Regions from separate parts of the Homo sapiens genome. Here region 1 is linked to region 2. A link is an interaction called in ENCODE POLR2A ChIA-PET data of the cell type or tissue named here. Cell type or tissue: CD4-positive, alpha-beta T cell. All regions are shown on one strand. Region 1 overlaps SLC1A3 (solute carrier family 1 member 3). Region 2 has its middle 49 kb from the start of NIPBL-DT.

Region 1 (2,500 bases), 150 kb before region 2:
ATATTATTAAATGCCTCCACCTTTCACCTCTTTTATGAAAGAAGCCCATTCAAGGCCACTGAATGAATCTCACATGCAGCTTGTCTAGCTGTACATTCGCCTGCACATTCAACGCTGAGTTATTATATTTCTGAAAACAGGTATTCCTATGATTTCCTGGCCTGGGTTCTTAAAGGACTTTTGAAAGAAGCATTGTATTTTTCGATTTGAAACAAGTCCTCCATAGTTCCCAGGAGACCCTTCTTCTTAAGTGTGATTGGCTTCTCTGTGTTTGGTAATGTGAGTTTGGTTGTAGTTTGCTGCACATATGAAACAAACAGAAGGGAAATCCAGGCAGCGAGGCCTTTAAGCAAACTCTAGGTTATTTCAACATGTAGAAATCATTTTGAGTCTCAGTTTATTGTCTGCAGAAGGAAAGCTCATAAATGGCAGTAGCAGCCTGTGGGGAATAATGACTTCATTAGAACACCTATAACCTGATTGCAGTAGTACATACATGCACATTATTAAGTTTAATAATGAATTTATTTTATGGACATCTTCTAATTATGGCAAGTGGTACTAGATTTCCATTTGTACTATAACATAGAATTTTCTCTTAAAGTAAATTTACTTAAGTAAAAAAGGTGATCTGAAGAATAATACTAAGTAATCTTGTAAGTGGTATGAAGATATGGAAAGGCAATAATAAAAGTGGCCCTTGAATAAGAGAACTGACTGCAAACCTGAGACACTGGTGTAGCATCGTGTGCCTCTTGCTTTAACTTGGGAATCAGGCTCTGATGTGGAAAATGCTTCCAAAAGTCTGGATATTGGTACAGTGGATTCCGGCTGTTCAGGACACTTAGCAAGGGAGCAGGAGGCAGAGGGAGTGAGTGGCATCTGAGGACCAGAAAAGTGACCCCCATGTAGTGAAAGGAGGGCTGGCTAGGAAGACAGAGGTGGGTATCAAAAGCTCTGTATCTGCCTTTTCCCCCAGGTCTAAGAGAAAAACATTGTGTCCTAGAGCAATTCTCAGTGAGGGGAAAGCCCGATTCTGCAAGAATCAGGGGAAATTTATATTTACAAAAGAAAAAAAAGAAGTCCACAGTTTCTGTAAGAAAAGAAGTCCACAGTTTCTGTAAGTCCTAATGGTATCCTGGGCAGGAAAGTTTGGCAGTCAACTCTCTTTTCCCTTTTTCTTATCACTTGGAAATTTCTGTGGACTAGCTTGGTGGAAACCAGACTCCAACCGTGCTGGTGTTGCTTCTCCCCAGGTATGCCCCCGTGGGTATTCTCTTCCTGATTGCTGGGAAGATTGTGGAGATGGAAGACATGGGTGTGATTGGGGGGCAGCTTGCCATGTACACCGTGACTGTCATTGTTGGCTTACTCATTCACGCAGTCATCGTCTTGCCACTCCTCTACTTCTTGGTAACACGGAAAAACCCTTGGGTTTTTATTGGAGGGTTGCTGCAAGCACTCATCACCGCTCTGGGGACCTCTTCAAGGTATGTATGTATGTGTGGAAAATGAGTCTGAAATGTTACCTTGAACCAGGGCCCCTCAAGTAGGGTGTAGGAGAAGCCATTTTATTCTGAGTTTTAAACTTCCAAGAATGATGAGTTAGCTTTCTCATTTCTGATGTCAATCACACCTGTTTGGGATTCAGGAAATGCCTGGCTACATATCTTTTGTGGGGACAAATTGGAAATCAACTATCCTTTCCCGTCCACTTCATCTCTCTTTAGTTGACATTTGCCTGAGGGAGAAGAGGCAGAGTGACTTGGCACAGGCTGTCGTGATGAGGGCATGATCACAAGTGATGCCTCACAGAGGAACCCAGAAGCAGGAGAGCTGCCAAATGACCCCGTGAGGGGACCACACTGTTCTTAACCTGCTCCCCTATTTATACAATTGCTGACTTAGTTCCCTTTAAGTTAGAACATGGGAGAGGAAGGAACTGTCTGTCCCAAAGACCAAACGCACAGACAGTCAGAACTACCAGGACACTCAGCTGATGTGCCCTATTTCACTGTTCTCAGTTCTGCCACCCTACCCATCACCTTCAAGTGCCTGGAAGAGAACAATGGCGTGGACAAGCGCGTCACCAGATTCGTGCTCCCCGTAGGAGCCACCATTAACATGGATGGGACTGCCCTCTATGAGGCTTTGGCTGCCATTTTCATTGCTCAAGTTAACAACTTTGAACTGAACTTCGGACAAATTATTACAATCAGGTACAAGGAAAGAGTTCTATACACCCTTTCTTAAGAATGCCTTTAAGGCTGGGCGTGGTGGCTCACGCCTGTAATCCTAACACTTTGGGAGGCCAAGGCGGGTGGATCTCCTGAGGCCAGGAGTTCAAGACTAGCCTGGCAACATAGTGAAACCCTGTCTCCACTAAAAATACAAAAATTAGCCAGGCCTGGTGGCACGGGCCTGTGGTCCCAGCTACTTGGGAGGCTGAAGCAGGAGAATTGCTTGAACCCGGAGGCAGAGATTGCAGGGAGCTGAGATC
Region 2 (2,500 bases):
AAGAGAGTGGGAAAGTAAATGGACTAGAAGAATACAGAACAATTCTCAAAAGTCATTAAGGCCCCACATGAGGATAATGAACATTAATTTACATTGATACCAATAAGCACAACTATGTGTTCTTTCCAAGCTAGGTTTGGTTATGCAGATGTAGACACCCACCAGGCAATAGCTGAATTAATCAGGGTTGTGGTTTTGCCAAGGCAATATGATGAGGTAAGAGAGAAAGGCAAAGGATTTGAGGATGAAATAAAGTGAATGATTATAGTGTTTGACTATGGAATTTAAACTGAGGAAGGAGGGAAAAGTGGCCCACAGGAAGAGGTGAGATAGCTAAAAAAAATGGTAGGATCAGTAGACTGTAGGTTCTAGTTGGATCCAAGGCTTGTTAGAGTTACAATATAGACAGACGAGTTAGAAACCCATGGCTTATGCCTGTAATCCCAGCACTTTGGGAGGCTGAGACAGGTGGACTGCTTGAGCCCAGAAGTTTGAGACCAGCCTAGGCAACATGGCAAAGCTCTGTGTCCACAAAAAATACAAAAATTAGCTGGGCATGGTGATAATTCCAGCTACTTGGGAGGCTGAGGCGAGAGGATCCAATGAGCCCAGGAGGTTGAGTCTGCAGTGAGCCGTGATCAGGACACTGCACTCCAGCCTGGGCAGCAGAGAAAGACTCTGTCAGAAGGAAAAAAAGAAAGAAAGAGGGAAAGAGAGGAGAAAGGAGAGAGAGAAAAAAAAGAGAAAGAGAAAGAAGGAAAGAAAGAAAGAAAATAAAGAAAAGAAAGAAAGAAAGGGAGAGAGAGGAAGGGAGGAAGGAAGGAAGGAAGGAATGGAGGGAGGGAGGAAGGGAGAGGGGGAAGGAAAGAAGGAGGGAAAGAAGGAGGGAAGGAAGGAAGGAAAGAAGGGAGGAAAGAAGGAAGGAAGGAAGAGAGGAAGGAAGGAAGAAAGAAAGGGAGGAAGGGAGGGAGGGAAGGAAAAGAGGGAAAGAAGGAGGAAAGGAAGGAAGGAAGAAGAGAAAGAAAGAAAAGTGGTTGTCAGAGAATAGTATGCAGCAAATTGAGATTATGAAGCTATTGCAATTATTGGCAACGAGAAGATCTAGGATATAATTACGAGAATGATGAGCTGAGGTATGGTGGAAGACAAGATTATTGGAGAAGAGATATCCAAGGAACTAAATGGCCAGGTTTTTGGAAGTTTCTCCCATGTGTTTATTAACATTACCAAGAATTAAGACAGGAGTAGTAAACAGTGGGTCAGGAAATAAAAGCAAGAAATGAAGGACAATGGAGGGGAAAATGAGGAGATGTTGGTCAAAAGGGTACAAACTTGAAGTTATAAGATTAGTAATTTCTGGAGACCTAATGTACAACACTGTGACTATAGTTAGTAATAATGTATTGTATACTTGAAATTTGCTAAGAGAGTAGATATTGAGTATTCTTAACTTACAAGACTATAAATATGTGAAGTGATGGATATGTTAATTAGCTTGATTGTGGTAATAATTTTATAATGTGTATGTGTCTCAAAACATCATATTGCACACTTTGAATATATATTTTCATTTGCCAATTATACCTCAATAAGGCTGAATTAAAAAAAAAAAAGCAAAATTCCCAGATCCTACCAAGAAGAAAATGAAAATAAAAGAAATGAAGAACCGTAACCCAGGTGGCTAGGAGACAGAAGCAATAATGGAGACAGTGGATGATATAGTCTGATGACCTGAGCCTCACATCTGAGTATTTTTTTTAGGGAGAAAGAAGTGAGAATGCTCTGAAACTGGTGACAAGGAGCAAAGAGGACACATACTCCCACCTGGCCCCAGTTGTATGGAAGAAGAAATATCTTACCACTTGACAGTGTAGGAGTAGGCTCAGGAGAGAGCTAGGTTTCAATTAGAGCAAGTGAGGGGAACCTTTAGAGAGGGTTGAAGATATAGAACTGTTTGTTGATGCTGGATCATGAGTTGCAAAGGACACAGTGTTAAAGGTTTCGGAAATTAGGGAGTGGTGGGAAAAACGAATAAAATAGGAGATATGCACAGAGTAGAAATTAGAATGGGAAATGAATAGGAAAGAGAGTATTGTGCTATTTGCAGATTTAATCTCAGACTAATTTTAGTGGGCTGGAGGCAGAGACTAGTGGTAAGGTTGTAAGCGTTGAGGAACAAGGAATAGTGGTTTTCCAGGAATTCCTCTTGATCCTACAGAAGGAGGCAAAGACATCTAGGAAGGCAGAGTCTTCCTCAGGCTCAAGGAGTCCCCTCTTGGTCCTGACAACAGCAATTAGATCCAATGTCCTCGGATGATTCTTGACTCCTGCCAGGAGAAAAGTCTTTCTACAAGTATATGGGGCTCTCACTTGACCCTTGGCTGATGAAGGCAAGCTGATCAGGGGAGGCCAGATCTTCCTCCGACTATGTAACAGCTTCTTTCTAGCCCCTGTTGATGGAGTTGAAAAGGCCTAAAGAGGCTGGAAGTAGGTCTCTGCA

The links. ChIA-PET counts read pairs that join two places held together with the same protein. Peaks named below come from ENCODE experiments on the same cell type or tissue, not always from the same donor. Only the 100,000 strongest peaks of a DNase experiment are listed, where the experiment ranks them.
Region 1: POLR2A ChIA-PET joins it to region 2 with 5 read pairs; 2 of 35 experiments call an interaction of 5 or more read pairs at or near these places.

What each region holds. Positions count from the first base shown.
Region 1 is chr5:36,678,371-36,680,870 of GRCh38, forward strand. It overlaps SLC1A3 (solute carrier family 1 member 3), which reads left to right. Exons shown (of 10, transcript NM_004172.5): 7 at 1,257-1,490; 8 at 2,025-2,219. The region is part of intron 1 of SLC1A3-AS1 (SLC1A3 antisense RNA 1); the gene reads right to left. Among named protein-coding and RNA genes, the nearest start is that of SLC1A3-AS1, 46 kb to the right of the region's middle. In CD4-positive, alpha-beta T cell, no CTCF peak of the experiment used is centred here; DNase peaks (open chromatin) are centred at 1,391 and 1,841.
Region 2 is chr5:36,825,977-36,828,476 of GRCh38, forward strand. No RefSeq gene overlaps it. Among named protein-coding and RNA genes, the nearest start is that of NIPBL-DT, 49 kb to the right of the region's middle. In CD4-positive, alpha-beta T cell, no CTCF peak of the experiment used is centred here; no DNase peak of the experiment used is centred here; H3K27me3 peaks cover 430 bases.